2 separate regions of the Homo sapiens genome follow, and region 1 is linked to region 2. A link is an interaction called in ENCODE POLR2A ChIA-PET data of the cell type or tissue named here. Cell type or tissue: PC-9. All regions are shown on one strand.

The links. ChIA-PET counts read pairs that join two places held together with the same protein. Peaks named below come from ENCODE experiments on the same cell type or tissue, not always from the same donor. Only the 100,000 strongest peaks of a DNase experiment are listed, where the experiment ranks them.
Region 1: POLR2A ChIA-PET joins it to region 2 with 12 read pairs; 4 of 35 experiments call an interaction of 5 or more read pairs at or near these places.

Annotation. Positions count from the first base shown.
Region 1 is chr17:41,948,610-41,956,609 of GRCh38, reverse strand. It overlaps ODAD4 (outer dynein arm docking complex subunit 4), which reads right to left. Exons shown (of 12, transcript NM_031421.5): 9 at 7,261-7,457; 10 at 1,293-1,393. Among named protein-coding and RNA genes, the nearest start is that of CNP, 14 kb to the left of the region's middle. In PC-9, no CTCF peak of the experiment used is centred here; no DNase peak of the experiment used is centred here.
Region 2 is chr17:42,418,599-42,426,598 of GRCh38, reverse strand. CAVIN1 (caveolae associated protein 1) reads left to right here and starts at 3,343. Exons shown (of 2, transcript NM_012232.6): 1 at 3,343-3,972. The coding sequence starts at 3,502. It overlaps LOC102725238 (a long non-coding RNA gene), which reads right to left and starts at 3,411. Exons shown (of 4, transcript XR_007065758.1): 1 at 3,327-3,411; 2 at 1,537-1,708. In PC-9, no CTCF peak of the experiment used is centred here; DNase peaks (open chromatin) are centred at 3,228, 3,808 and 6,808; H3K4me3 peaks cover 2,913 bases; H3K27ac peaks cover 1,238 bases.

The sequences.
Region 1 (8,000 bases), 470 kb after region 2:
ATTTTTTTTATTTTTTAGAGATAGGGTTTCGCCATGTTGCCGAGTCCCAGCAACACGTTGGGTCCCAGGCTAGGTCCCACCATACATGGCCCCATCTCTATTTAAAAAAAAAAAAAAAAAAAAAGGCCGGGCATGGTGGCTCATACCAGTAATACCATCACTTTGGAAGGCCGAGGCGGGCAGATCACCTAAGGTCAGGAGTTCGAGACCAGCCTGGCCAACATGGCTAAATCCCATCTCTATTAAAAATACAAAAATTATGGCCAGGCACAGTGGCTCACACCTATAATCCCAGCACTTTGGGAGGCCGAGGCAGACAGATCATTTGAGGTCAGGAGTTCCAAACCAGCCTGGCCAACATGGTGAAACCCCATCTCTACTAAAAATACAAAAATTAGCTGGGCGTGGTGGGGGGGCGCCTGTGATCCCAGCTACTCGGGAGGCTGAGGCAGGTGAATCGTTTGAACCCGGGAGGCGGAGGTTGCAGTGAGCCAAGATCACACCATTGCACTCCAGCCTGGGTGACAAGTGAGACTCAGTCTCAAAAAAAAAAAAAAAAAAAGCTAAGTACAGTTTACACGTGTAATCCCAGCACATTGGGAGGCTGAGGAGGGTGGATTGCCTGAGCTCAGGAGTTCAAGACATAGTGAGACCTCATCTCTACAAAAAAATTTTAAAATGAGGCAGGAGGATAACTTGAGCCCAGGAGGTCGAGGCTGCAATGAGCCATAACAGTGCCACTGCATTCTGACCTGGCCAACGGGAGTGAGACCCTGTCTCAATAAATAAATAAATAAATAAAAATAAGAAAACAGAATGTAATAGGAAATATCAGCATGCAGAGTACGTAGCAGAGGTAAATATATTTTGTAAAATTTTTGTTTCTGGCTGGGCACAGTGGCTCACGCCTGTAATCCCAGCATTTTGAGAGGCCAAGGCGGGCGGATCACAAAGTCAGGAGATCGAGACCATCCTGGCTAACAGTGAAACCCTGTCTCTACTAAAAATACAAAAAATTAGCCAGACGTGGTGGGGGGCGCCTGTAGTCCTAGCTACTTGGGAGGCTGAGGCAGGAGAATGGTGTGAACCCGGAAGCGGAGCTTGCAGTGAGCCGAGATCACGCCATTGCACTCCAGCCTGGGCAACAGAGCAAGACTCTGTCTCAAAACAAATAAACAAACAAACAAAAAAACGGCTGTGGAATGGCGCCCAAGCAGGCTGAGGGGGAACTGAAGGCCTGACCACCCAACCCCACTCCTGACACCCGAAGCCCGGCGGGTGGAAAGGCTCACACTGATGATGGCCTGCTGCGCCTCGTTGTTATGCACAAGCTTTGCTCTCTCCAGGGCCTTCTCAAAATTGTTCACGGCTGACTCGAAGTCTCTCAGCTTCACTGGAGAGCAAGGGGAGAAGGCACAACACAGGTAGAGTGTGACAACGTGTGGTGCATGATGGAGCCTCTGGCTACTCGAGCACTGCCAGGGCCCATCAGAAGCTTGTGTGAGCTGTAGTCGGACCCAGGCCCCAGGGAAGCATCACTGAGCTGCTCAGCACCATCCTTTCCACCGTGTTCCTGGGCTATGTCACCATCGAGAACCAGGACTGAGGAACCTGGGCCTCATTCAAAGGCGTTGGTGAGAGAAGGGGACTGTGGTGCAGTCTAGTGCATACATCATATGTCTCCAGAGTGGAGGAGAAAACCGCATCCTGCTCCATCTTTAGATTGTTCTGGAAGACGAATTTTTTTTTTTTTTTTTTTGAGACAGAGTTTCACTCTTGTTGCCCAGGCTGGAGTGCAATGGGGCAATCTCGGCTCACTGCAACCTCTGCCTCCCAGGTTCAAGCGATTCTCCTGCCTCAGCCTCCTGAGAAGCTGGGATTACAGGCACATGACACCACACCTGGCTAATTTTGTTTTTTAAGTAGAGATGGGGTTTCGTCATGTTGGTCAGGCTGGTCTTAAACCCTGACCTCAGGTGATCCACCTGCCTCGGCCTCCCAAAGTGCTGGGATTACAGGTGTGAGCCACCGCTCGGCCAGAAATTCATATTTTTTAAATGGTCATTCATTTTTTTCAAAAATGATATGCAGACCAAAGCACAGAGGGCTGGATGCAATCCATGGGCCAGCTGCTGGAACCTCAGCTGTCTCGAGTCCAGGCCCCACTCAGGTACAATCTGAACCCGTAGAAAAAGCGGCTCATCTGGGCTCTCCGTGCCAATTAGTGCTGGAGCTGGGACTGAAATGATTAGCAGATTGATTGAGTGATTGATTTGAGCCCTCAGAGCTTCATTTCATTTTAAAAAATTAAATACATATGTCAGGCCGGGCGTGGTGGCTCACGTCTGTAATCCCAGCACTTTGGGAGGCCAAGGTGGGCGGATTGCTTGAGGTCAGGAGTTCGAGACCACCCTGGCCAACATGGTGACATCCCCATCTCTACTAAAAATACAAAAATTAGCCAGGCATGGTGACGGGCGACTGTAAACCCAGCTACTCGGGAGGCTGAGGCAGAAGAATTGCTTGAACCTCAGAGGCAGAGGTTGCAGTGAGCCGAGATCGCGCCACTGCACTCCAGCCTGTGTGACAGAGCAAGACTGTCTCAAAAAAATTAATTAATTAAAAATAAATACATACATACATAGGCTAGGTGCGGTGGCTCACACCTATAATCCCAGCACTTTGGGAGGCTAAGGCAGGCGGATCACTTGAACCAGGAGTTCAAGACCAGCCTGGGCAACATAGTGAGACCCGATCTCTACCAAAAATACAAAATTAGCTGGGTGTGAGGCCGCATGCATGTAGTCCCAGCTACTCGGGAGGCTGAGATGGGAGGATCCCTTGATCCCAGAAGGTCAATGTTGCAGTGAGCCCAGATTGCACTGCTGCACTCCAGCCTGGGTGACAGAGTGAGACCCTGTCTCTCTCTCTCTCTCTCTCTATATATATATATATAATTAAATTAATAGAGACAGGGTCTCACCATGTTGCCCAGCCTGGTCTCGAACTACTGGCCTCAAGCAATCCTCCACCTTGGCCTCCCAAAGTGCTGGGATTACAGGCGTGAACCACCTCACCTAGCCAAGAGCTTCATAAAGGAGAAAGTGCTTACCAGCCAAGGTCTTCACAAACCACTGCTTTCTTTTACAATTGAGTATATCCAAGATCTATCCTCCTCCCAAGCACTGCTTTGAGACCCATGGGGAAAATAAGCCCTTGTGTTCATAAGTCAGACTTTAAAAGGTCATTACAGCCAGTCGCGGTGGCTCACACCTGTAATCCCAACAATTTGGGAGGCCAAGACAGGCGGATCACAAGGTCAGGAGATTGAGATCAGCATGGCCAACATGGTGAAACCCCATCTCTACTAAAAATACAAAAATTAGCCAGGCATGGTGGTGGACGCATGTAATCCCAGCTACCTGGGAGGCTGAGGCAGAAGAATCGCTTGAAATCGGAAGGCAGAGGTTGCACTGAGCTGAGATTGCACCACTGCACTCCAGCCTGGGTGAAACAGCGAAACTCCATCTCAAAAATAAATAAAATAAAATAAAATAAAACGCCATTACACTTGGCTAGACACAGCGGCTCATGCCTGTAATCCCAGCATTTTGGGAGGCCGAGGTGGGAGCACTGCTTGAGCCCAGGAGTTCCAGAACAACCTGGACAACATAGGGAGACCCCGTTCTCTACCAAAAAAAAAATTTGCCAGGCATGGTGGCATGCACCTGTGGTCCCAGCAACTGGGGAGGCTGAGGAGGGAGAATCACCGGAGCCTGGGAGGTTGAGGCTGCAGTGAGCCATGAATGCAGGGACGTGACACTGCACTAAAGTCTGGGTGATAAAGCAAGACTCTATCTCAAAAAAGAAGAAAAAAAAGGCTATTACACTTAAAGGAAATTTAAGTGTAATTCTGAAAATATGTGGAGTCGCAGTATTCCTTTCAAGACCAGTGGGACTCTGACATTAAAGGTCTGCAGAAGAGTCACATGCTTATTCAAGAGAGTAAATCATTCAGGATTATTCTTTCATTCTTTCTGTTTTTTTTTTTTTTTTTTTTTTTTTTTTTGGAGTGAGGGTCAGGGCCTCGCTCTGTATCCCAGGCTGGAATGCAGTGGCATGATCATGGCTCACTGCGGTCTCAACCTGGGCTCAAGTGATCCTTCTACCTCAGCCTCCCAAATATTTGGGATCACAGGTGCCTGCCACCACACTCAGCTAATTTTTTTTTTTTTTTTTTTTTTGATACAGAGTCTCATAGTCGCCTGGACTGGAGTGCAGTGGCACGATCTCAGCTCACTGCAACCTCCGCCTCCCAGGTTCAAGCAACTCTCCTGCCTCAGCCTCCCGAGCAGCTTGGATTACAAGCATGCACCACCACGCCCGGCTAATTTTTTGGATTTTTAGTAGAGATGGGGTTTCACTATGTTGGCCAGGCTGGTCTTGAACTCCTGACCTTGTGATCTGCCCACCTTGGCCTCCCAAAGTGCAGGGATTACAGGCATGGGCCACTGTGCCCCGCCCTAATTTTTATTTTTTGTAGAGATGAGGTCTCTTTAAGTTGCCTTATTTTTTGTAAAGATGAGATCTCCCTATGTTGCCCAGGCTGGTATCAAACTCCTGGGCTCAACCGATCCTCCCACCTTGGCTTCCCAAAGTGCCAGGATTATAAGTGTTAGCCACTATGGCCAGGCTAATTTTTTTTTTTTTTTTTTTTTTTTTTTTTGCGACAGAGTCTCGTTCTTTCACCCAGACTGGAGCACAGTGGCGCAATCTGGGCTCACTGCAACCTCCGCCTCCTGGATTCAAGCAGTTCTCCTGCCTCAGCCTCCCGAGTAGTTGGGACTACAGGCGTGTGCCACCACACCTGGCTAATTTTTGTATTTTTAGTAGAGACGAGGTTTCACCTTGTTGGTCAGGCTGGTACCAAACTCCTGACCTCAGGTGATCCACCTGCCTCGGCCTCCCAAAGTGCTGGGATTACATGCGTGAGCCACCGTGCCTGTCCCCAGCCTAATTTTTAACTGAGTATGTAATTTAAAGTTATCTCAATGTGACAGGAAAACCACTTGACCCCGGGAGGCGGAGGTTGCAGTGAGCCAAGATCGCGCCACTGCATTCCAGACTGGGCAACAGAGTGAGACGCCTTCTCAAAAAAATAAATAAATAAAGTTCACCGGCTTGTAAGGATAAAGTTCAATGATTTTGAGAAAATTTACAGAGTTGAGGCCGGGCACAGTGGCTCACAACTGTAATCCCAGCACTTTGGGAGGCTGAAGCAGGCAGATCACGAGGTCAAGAGTTCAAGACCAGCCTGACCAACTTGGTGAAATCCCGTCTCTACTAAAAATACAAACATTAGCCAGGTGTGGTGGCGCACGCCTGTAATCCCAGCTACTCAGGAGACTGAGGCAGGAGAATAGCTTGAACACGGGAGGCGGAGGTTGCAGTGAGCCAAGATTGTGCCACTGCACTCCAGTCTAGGTGACAGAGCAAGACTCCATCTCAAAAAAAAAAAAGAAGAAAATTTACAGAGTTGTACAGTGGCCACCACAATCCCATTTTAGAACATTTCCATCACTCTGAAAGGTTCCCTTGGAGGCCGGGTGCAGTGGCTTATGCCTATAATCCCAGCACTTTGGGAGGCAGAGGCGGGCAGATCACTTGAGGTCAGAAGTTCGAGACCAGCCTGACCAACATGGTGAAACCCCATCTCTACAAAAATACAAAAAAATTAGCCAGGAGTGGTGGCACACGCCTGTAATCCCAGCTACTCGGAAGGCTGAGACAGCAGAATCGCTTGAACCCAGGAGACAGAGGTTGCAGTGAGCCGAGATTGTGTCACTACACTCCAGCCTGGGTGACACAGCAAGACTCCATCTCAAAAAATAAAAATAAAGAAATAAAATAAATTAAAAAATAAAAGGTTTCCTCGGCCAGGCGCAGTGGCTCACACCTGTAATCCCAGCACTTTGGTAGGCTGAGGTGGGTGGATCACTTGAGGCCAGGAGTTTGAAACCAGCCAACATAGTGAAACTGCATCTCTAAAAATACAAAGACATAGCTGGGTATTATGGTGCACACATGTAATCCCAGCTACTCAGGAAGCTGAGGCACAGGAATCATTTGAACCCATGAGGCAGAGGTTGCAGTGAGCTGAGATCGCGCCACTGCACTCCAGCCTGGGTGACAGAGTGAGTCTCCATCTCAAAAAAAAAAAAAAAGCTTCCCTCATAGGACTTGGGGAGTCTACTGGACCTCTCTGTGCCTCAGTTTCCCTATCTCTAAAATAAGGATGATAATGCCTACCTACATCATAATGATTCAATACAAGAATGCTGGCTGGGTGTGGTGGCTCATGCCTGTAATCCCAGCACTTTGGGAAGCTGAGGCGGGTGGATCACCTGAGGTCAGGAGTTCGAGAACAGCCTGGCCAACGTGGTGAAACCCCGTCTCTACTAAAAATACAAAAATTAGCCGGGTGTGGTGGTGCGCGCCTGTAATCCCAGCTACCCTGGAGGCTGAAGCAGGAGAATCGCTTGAACCCGGGAGGCCAAGGTTGCAGTGAGCTGAGATCGTGCCCCTGCAGTCTAGCCTGGGTAACATAGTGAGACTTCGTCTCAAAAAACAAAACAGGGCCGGGCATGGTGGCTCACGCCTGTAATCCTAGCACTTTGGGAGGCCGAGGCGTTTGGATCACCTGAGGTCAGGAATTTGAGACCAGCCTAGCCAACATGGTGAAACCCTGTCTCTACTAAAAACACAAAAAATTAGCCAGGTGTGGTGGCAGACGCCTGTAATCCCAGCTACTTGGGAGCCTGAAGCAGAAGAATCACTTGAACCTGGGAGGCAGAGGTTGCAATGAGCCGAGATCGCACCACTGCACTCCAGCCTGGGCAACAAAAGCGAAACTCTGTCTCAAAAACAAAATGAAACAAAACAAAAAAAAAGTACCAAGGCAGAAGGAAAGTGGCTCAATACATGGGCACTGTTGTGAGGATGACACGATGCTGTGTGGGTCTGCAGCTGACCTCCTCAAGGGCAGAGGTAGGCTCAAGGTACCCCAAGCTCTAACCAAGCTTTGCTTAATGAAAGCACTTACCACGTGCTGGTCAAAATAGAGTGGCTTATCCCCACTCTCAGAATAATCTGGGAAGGAGAAACACTGGGATGGTAAACTCAGTCCACAAGACTCCTAGCCCTGGTGTGAGCTGGGCCTGAAGGCTGGAAAAGGTAGGGTGGTCATCTCTGAGCCCATACCTTGTGCCTGGGCCACCAGAACACTGGCATTCAGTTGCCACTCAATGTCCCCTTCCTCCTCGGCACACTGCTGGGACTTCTCGCCATAATTCTGGGCCTGCCAGGCCTGGTCCAGCTCCAAGTAGCAGCGGCCGATCTCGTGGAACAGCCAGGTCTTCTCCAGGGTGGTTTTTGCCAGAGGGATCTTTTCTTCCCACCTGGGGACATGAAGAACCAGAGTCAGCTTCATCCCCCAAAACCATGCACTGGGCCACAGGATGCCAAGGCTTCCTGCTGGGTGGCGGAATAAAACTTGTTCTCCAGCTACCAGTTCTTTTGGATACAAGGGTGGAGTTCATAAGCATAAAGATATTTTAAGACTACTGAGACTATTTTGGTAACACCTATGGAATGTGGAATTTAATACAACAGTTGAGGCTGGCGTGGTGGCTCATGTCTCTAGCGCTTTGGGAGGCTGAAGTGGGCAGATCACCTGAGGTCAGGAGTTCGAGATCAGCCTAGACAAGCTGGCAAAACCCTGTCTGTCTACTAAAAATACAAAAATTAGCCAGGCATGGTGGCAGGCGCCTGTAGTCCAGCTACTCGGGAGGCTGAGGCAGAAGAATCACTTGAACCCGGGAGGTGGAGGTTGCAGTGAGCCAAGATTATGCCACTGCACTCCAGCCTGGGTGACAGAGCAAGACTCCATCTCAAAACACACACACATACACACAACATAAATAATGTTTAAGAATATTATT
Region 2 (8,000 bases):
TGATCTTATATACTAGCTTAATTCTACTTGAGCCTCAAATGAGAAAGCCATTTGTTTGTGAGAAAACAGTTATTGAAGTGTTAGGGTACCCGGTGTGGTGGCACACCTGTAGTCCAAGCTACTTGAGAGGGTGAGGTGGGAGGATCACTTGAGTCCAGGAGGTCAAGACTGCAGTGAGCTGTGATTGTGCCACTGCACTCAGCCTGCATGACAGAGCAAGACCTTGTCTCAAAAAAAAAAAAAAAGTTGGAAAAAACACAAAGCCGAAGTGGCTCACGCCTGTATTCCTAGCATTTTGGGAGGCCAAGGCAGGTGGATCCCTTGAGCCTAGGTGTTTGAGACCAGCGTGGGCAACACGGTGAAACCCCATTTCTACAAAAAATACAAAAATTAGCTGGGTGTGATGGTGTGCGCTTATAGTCACAGCTATTTGGGAGGCTGAGGTGGGAGGATCACCTGAACCCGGGAGTTCGAGGCTGCAGGGTCAACAGAGTGAGACTCTGTCTTAAAAAAAAAAAAAAAAAGGCGGGGCACAGTGGCTCACACCTGTAATCCCAGCACTTTGGGAGGCCAAGGTGGGTGGATCACGAGCTCAAGAGATTGAGACCATCCTGCCCAACATGGCGAAACCCCGTGTCTACTAAAAATACAAAAAAAAAATTATCTGGGTGTGGTGGTGCGTGCCTGTAGTCCCAGGTACTCGGGAGGCTGAGGCAGAAGAATCGCTTGAACCCAGGAAGTGGAGGGTGCAGTGAGCCAAGACTGCACCACTACACTCCAGCCTGGCAAAAGAGTGAGACTCCATCTCAAGAAAAAAAAAAAAAAAAAGGAAAAAAAGAGGTTACCAGTAACCACGTATCTTGCCTTTCTAGCAGAAACAGTACTTCAGGATAACCTGATAAACAGCCCTAGTTGATGGCTCCATTTTCTATGAGAATTTCGGATAACAAATATGGTGTTGTAAACCCTTAAAAAACCCTACAATGTTGTTAGGGCACTAACCCAGTCCCTGCACTGTCGGTCTCCTTTCTGAGTTTGTGGGTTCTCTGTCTGGGTTGAGGAGGCCCTGGGTCCCCATAGACCAGTTTTTCACTCTTCCTAATGATAATGGATACCAGACTAGAAGTGACCTTTTGCCAGGACCATCATCCAGCCAGCTGGGGAAACCCAAGTGTGGTTTCCTAAGGAGGGAAAAGGGTTGCCGCTTTTCTGTGGGAAAGGGAGCTGGCGCCACTTCAGACACTCACAGCACCAGTGCTGTGCTAGACAGCAAAATGGGGGAGGATGGGCAGCCTCCCTATTTCTGGACTTTCTGCACTAAGGACCCTCCTTGGGCCTGCTCAGAATTGCCTGCTCCCTTGTACCCAGCATGGATGAAAATATGCTTTGGTTAATCTTCTGAAACAGCACATGGGAGTTGGGGAGTGGCTGTGGGTGCCTGTCTCCCTGCCCCAGTGGAAGGCTTAGAGCAGAAGGTGGAAAGAGCATGAAAGCAGGAGTCCAGACCTGGGTTCAAGTGCCAATGCCAACACTAACCTGCGAGTGATCTCTGGCAAGCCACCTGTCTTCTGCAGGCTTTCCTTTTCCTGTCTGTCAAATGAGGGGGTGGGATTTGATGGTCTCTCCGATGGCTTACTGTTAGTCCCTGGAATCTTGAAAGAGAAATGGACTCCTAGATCCTGCTCACTGAGATTGGTGTCAGCTGCCTCTGAGGGGGCGGTGGGAGGGGGAACACAGGGAAAGGTGAGTTTTAGAGAGAGGTGAGACGTGGGTTTGTGGGTTGCTTTTGTTTTTGTTTTTTTTGTTTTTTTGAGACAGAGTCTCACTCTGTCTGCACTCAGACAGTGGATTACCAACTGGCAGATTACCAACTTACTTTAGAATTTAGGAGAAATGTATTAAAGTAATTTAAATTCCTTCTACTAAGGATTGAAAAAGCTTTTGGAAAAAAGAGGAATTCTACTCTGTAGAATTCCACTCAGGCTGGAGTGCAATGGCGCGAATCTCAGCTCATTGCAACCTCTGCCCCCCGGGTTCAAGTGATTCTCCTGCCTCAGCCTCCCGAATAGCTGGGATTACAGGCATGCGCCACCACGCCTGGCTAATTTTGTATTTTTAGTAGAGATGGGGTTTCTCCATGTTGGTCAGGCTGAGGTCGAACTCCCGACCTCAGGTGATCCACCCACCTCCGCCTCCCAAAATGAGCCACTGCGCCTGGCCTAATTTTTGTATTTGTAACAGAGACGGGGTTTCACCATCTTGGGCCAGGCTGGTCTTGAACTCCTGACCTCGTGATCCACCCGCCTGGGCCTCCCAAAGTGCTGGGATTACAGGCATGAGCCACCGCGCCTGGCCTAAGAGAGGTGGGCTTTTAAAAAGGGCTTTACACCAGGCGCGGTGGCTCCCAGCACTTTGAGAGGCTGAAACCAGCAGATCACTTGAGCTCAGGAGTTCGAGACCAGCCTGGTCAAAATAGTGTACACCCCGTCTCTTAAAAAAATAAAAATTGAAAAAAATAAAAATTGAAATTAGCTGGGCGTGGTGGCAAGCGCCTATAGTCTCATCTACTCAGGAGGCTGAAGTGGGAGGATTGCCTGAGCCCAAGAGGTCGAGGCTGCAGTGAACTGTGATCAGACCGCTGCACTCCAGCCTGGGTGACAGAGTGACACCCTGTCTCAGAAAGGGGGGTTGGGAGGTGGGCTTTATTTTCCGTTTGATTGCCCATCTTAATTCTACTCTGTTAGGGCAATTCTAAAAAGAACTTAGAGGAGCTTCGCAGCCCTTCACCACCACCGTGACCCCAAATACGTTCTCTCTTTCTCCCCCCGCCCCCCACAAACAACCCCCTAAGCTTACCCCTGAGTTAGTAACCTGGTTGGGGTTGGTGATGAGGAAATCCGAGAGGCCTCTTAGAAAATATTGTAAAGGGCAAGGGTCCTTTTGTGCTCAAAATCTAGGTAAAGGCAAATACAAGATTTTGCCTATAATTTCAGAATCTCCTGGTCCACCCGGCTCCCAGATCTTGAGGATTTTCGGATGAGCAATTCAAGTGAGAGGGAAACAGAGAGCAACACTCTTAGAACCTGATTCCGTTCCTCAGCTCGCATTCCTCCGCCCGTCCCGCTCCCGCCGCCAGCGGAGGCCCTAGTCTCCCGCTCCAACTATTCCAACCATCCCGGGAAGGGTGGGGCGCTCGGCTCTTGGGTCCCCCTCCGCCGCCCCGCCTCGTCGATCTCCCCTTCTGCCCCGGTCCCTCCCTTTCTGGGGTGGGGCCAGCCAATCAGCGATCAGACTCCGGAGTTTGGCCCGGGAGCTGGGGAGCTCACCGATCCCCCGCCCAGCAGTTCTGGCCGCTGTCCCGGTGCGCACGGACGTGGCTCGAGTTTCCTCTGCTCTCCGCTCTCGCCCGCTAGCTCTCCTCCCTTCCGCTCCTGCTTCTCTCCGGGTCTCCCGCTCCAGCTCCAGCCCCACCCGGCCGGTCCCGCACGGCTCCGGGTAGCCATGGAGGACCCCACGCTCTATATTGTCGAGCGGCCGCTTCCCGGGTACCCCGACGCCGAGGCCCCGGAGCCTTCCTCCGCTGGGGCTCAGGCAGCGGAGGAGCCGTCGGGGGCCGGCTCAGAAGAGCTGATCAAGTCGGACCAGGTGAACGGCGTGCTGGTGCTGAGCCTCCTGGACAAAATCATCGGGGCCGTAGACCAGATCCAGCTGACTCAAGCACAGCTGGAGGAGCGGCAGGCGGAGATGGAGGGCGCAGTGCAGAGCATCCAGGGCGAGCTGAGCAAGCTGGGCAAGGCGCACGCCACCACGAGCAATACGGTGAGCAAGCTGCTGGAGAAGGTGCGCAAGGTCAGCGTCAACGTGAAGACCGTGCGCGGCAGCCTGGAGCGCCAGGCGGGGCAGATCAAGAAGCTGGAGGTCAACGAGGCCGAGCTGCTGCGGCGCCGCAACTTTAAAGTCATGATCTACCAGGTGAGCCCACAGGGCGGAAGGCGCCCAGAGCTCCCGCGCCCGGCCCGCGTCCCCTGCCTGGGAGTTGGGGTGGGGAGACCTGCCCGTGGCGCTGCTCCCCTCCCAGCCTGGCCCGGGCGCCCGGCAGATCCACCCTCCTTCCGGTGAGCGCGGCTGGGGTGGGGTTGGGTGGGGTAGGATGGGGTGGAGGGAGCGGCGGACTCCTGGGGCGCGTAGAGGGGCGCGCTCTGCACCTCGCACCTCCCCACTCAGATCCTTCCCTCGGGTCCCAAACTTGTAGCAGAACCGAATTAGCGGGTGGACTCGAGGACGCTGCCCCTCGCAGACCGCTCCCTCCCTAATTGGCTCTGTCAAACTTCTTCCTACTTGGGGGAAGTTTCTAGGAAAGTCAGGGGTCCCTCGCGATCGTTGGGGTCCGCTGTAAGCGGACACTGGCTGCGGGGCCCGGGCCTGGGGCCTCTGCGCCTGCGGGCCTGATATAGCGGGTGATTCAGGGCTCAGGCACGCACCAGCGGGGGCTGTGCCAAGCGGGGAACGCGACCGCCAACCTCCTCCCCAGACCCTGCGCCCCCGCGCCCCCACATCGGCCTCGGCGGCCCACCCCTGTCCCCTCGCTGCTCTCTGCTCCTGGCCACCAGGCATTTTCAGGCCCTTGAGGACACCCTCACCCGCGGCGCGCTGGCACCCTGGGCCTCCTGGAAGCGGGCGGGGCTGGGCGGGGAAGAGTGGGCGTCAGGAGTGCAAGAGGGGCTGGTGGAGTGGGTGGACAGCCCCTGCGGGGTCCGGCGGTCTGGGCGCAGTCTGGGCGAGGTGAATCACCCCGCATGCCTGCGGGGGCGGGGGCCAGGCGCAGCAGCGCAGCCGGCGGGAGGAGGCTGGCGCCCCCACCCCCCGGCTCCGCCCGGGGCCACTTGTTGCTTTCTTTGCAGCTCTCCCCATTCTTCACACTTGGATAAAAATGTAGCTTTTGGATCATAACCCCCAATAAACCTGGGAGTCTCGGGTTTCTATGCTGCTCCTCTCCACGCCGCTTCCGCAGTGCCATCGGGGATGAGATTTTGGGCTGGGCGGCAAGTGTTCCAGCCTGGCTCCTCCCCGCCTCCCAAAGGCCTGCTGATGCTCCTAACCCCAGGGAGGCGGGATCGTGTGGGGCAGGGGGGTTAGTCTATGCTCCCCTCTCCCCTTCCTCTCCCTGCTGAAGGGAATGGAAAGAAAGGGAAGGCTGGATTTCCCACACCCTCCAAGTTAGAAGACCCCTTTCCGGGAGTTGTGGCTCTGCTGACTGCTCTGGGGCCTGGTCGAGCCGGGTTCTGAGTGACCATCTGGGGTGAGGCGAGGGGGTCCTTGGCTTGGTTTCCCCAGGAGGAGTTAAGATAGATGCAAATCAGGACAAGTATCTGGGAAGAGTAGAGACAGAAAGGTGGGTCAGCTGGTACCTATCTGAGGTGGTGGGACAGAGGCAGAAGTGGCACTTGTCCCCCTCCCCACCCTTACCCACGGATGACAGACTCCTCCCAGGAGGCATATACGTGGCTTTTAAAAGCTTTACTTCCCCTACTTAAGCACTATTTAGATAGAAAATGTTTGCCCAGAGCTATTTCCACTTAGTCTAACTGCTTGGAGGACGCAGGATGAGAGGGGGGCTTTTGACGTTTTTTAAGAGACCTGCTTAGTACTGGGGACATTGAGAGGAGCGGAACAAGACAGGGGTCTGGGACAGCAAGCCAGCTCTATATTTCCTCCAGAGCCTGGTGTGGCCGAGAGCCACCATGAAGAGCTCGAGGGGTGACCCTTCTCACGCTAACTATCCCAGACCATAGAACCTGGGAAAAGTCTTGGCCTGGAGGTAAACTTCCCTATGCCAAAGATGGAGATTCTGAGAGAAGAGGGAAAGGTATGGAGGGAGAAAGACTTATCTGCAGAGGCCACTGGCATCCCTCTGTTCTGCCCTCTCCAGCAATCTGCAGGGATATGTCTATATTTTAGGGGGTGGGAGGGAATGTGTTCTAATCACAGGTGGCTTCAAATGAATCTGCACTAAACCAAGGCCAGTGGGTGACAGAGAGTTGAGGTAGTAAGAGTAGCTCAAATGGAGTCCCAAACCCACAGAGGGAATAACTAAGAACTGAAATGGTCCCAACCTGGGGAAGACTTCAGACGTAAGGAAAAGATTCCAGCAAATGGGGTGAGGCTTGGGAAAGCAGAACTTCCCTGAGCTGCAGAGCAGATGTTCCAGGTGGGGACCCGGCTGCTGGAGGAAAGCAGAGGCTGCTCCTGCTCCTCCCAGAGGTCTGCAGGCCTGAGAAGGGAAGGAGGTAAAAATAGCTCTGTGCCTTGGCAGGCCTATTAGGGAAGATTGGGGGCAGCAGCATTTATGGTAAAGTCCGGCTGAAGGGGGAGGATGTTGGGTGGCCAGGCAAAGAGACAGAGATTTGGAGAAAGTTTCCTGGGATGGTGTGAATTCTCTGGAGGGGCCATAGGGGAAGGGATGCTGTATTCCCCACTACAGGGGTGGGAGGTGATGATGTGGCAGTGGGGGCGGGGCAGAGAACACCAAGGGATGGGAAGGCCCCCGTTGTGGGATGGAGACATCTGGCCTTCCATACCCTATTCCTGGGGAGAAAAGGAGGGAATCCCTTGTATGGCCCCACCCCAAATTCAGGGAACTTCTAGACTTAATGATTTCACAGCTTTAAGTTTGCATTTGAACACACACACACACACACACACACACACACACACACGAAATTCAGCACCTCCCACCCCAAGGTATCACAGCCCTCATCTTAAACTCACTTCTGAGTCATTACTGCCCTTCTCTGGCATTTCCTTCCCTGTCTCCCAAACAAAACCTAGCAGTTTGACATTGCATTCTATCAGGCGACACTTGGCTAGCAACAGCTAGTAAATGAGAGAAGTGAATTCTACTAGTTATAGGAGTTAATGGACTGAGGGTTGCAGGACGATCAGGCCAGATTGTGAATATAGAGGCAGTTGCTCTAAAATACCATGCAGAGGCCGGGCTAGGTGGCTCGTGCCTGTAATCCCAGCACTTTAGGAGGCTGAGGCAGGTGGATCACTTGAGGTCAGTAGTTCGAGACCAGCCTGGCCAACATGGTGAAACCCCTCTCTACTAAAATACAAAAATTAGCCGGGCATGGTGGTGAGCACCTCTAATCCTGGTTACTCGGGAGGCTGAGGCAGAAGAATGGCTTGAACCTGGGAGGCGGAGGTTGCAGTGAGCGAGATCGTGTTATTGCACTCCAGCCTGGGCGACAGAGTGAGACTCCATCTCAAAAATAATAATAATAATAATAATAACAACAATAAATAAAATAAAATGCCATGCAGATGAGTGGAACTATGATCATTAAAGAACCAATTCTTCCAGGCAACAATTTGTTTTTTGGGGTTTTTTGGTTTTGTTTTTCAGACAAGTTCTCACTCTGTTGCTCAAGCTGGAGTGCAGTGACACAGTCATATCTTACTGCAGTCTCGAACTCTTGGGCTCAAGTGATCCTCCTGGTTCAGCCTCCCGAGTAGCTAGGACTACAGGTGCCCACCACCGTGCCCGGCAAATTGTTTTTTTTCATATTTGTAGAGTCCGGGGTCTCACTTAGTTGCCCAGGCTGATCTCAAACTCCTGGGTTCAAACAGTTCTCCTGTCTGGGCCTCCCAAAGTGCTGAGACTACAGGCATGAGCTACCACGTGCATCCAGTTTGTTTATTTTTAAACTTAAAAGGCTTTATTTTTAATTACTATGGATACATAATAGTTGTACATATTTTTGGAGTACATGTGATATTTCGAGACAAGTATGCAATGTATAATGATCAAATCAGGGTAATTAGAGTATCCGTCATATCAAGCATTTATCATTTCCTTGTGTTAGGAACATCCCAATTCCACTCCTTTAATTATTTTGAAATACGCAATAATTTCTGTTAACTCTATCACCCTATTGTGCTACTGAACGTTAGATCTTATTCCTTCTATCTAACTGTATTTTTGTACCCATTAACCATCC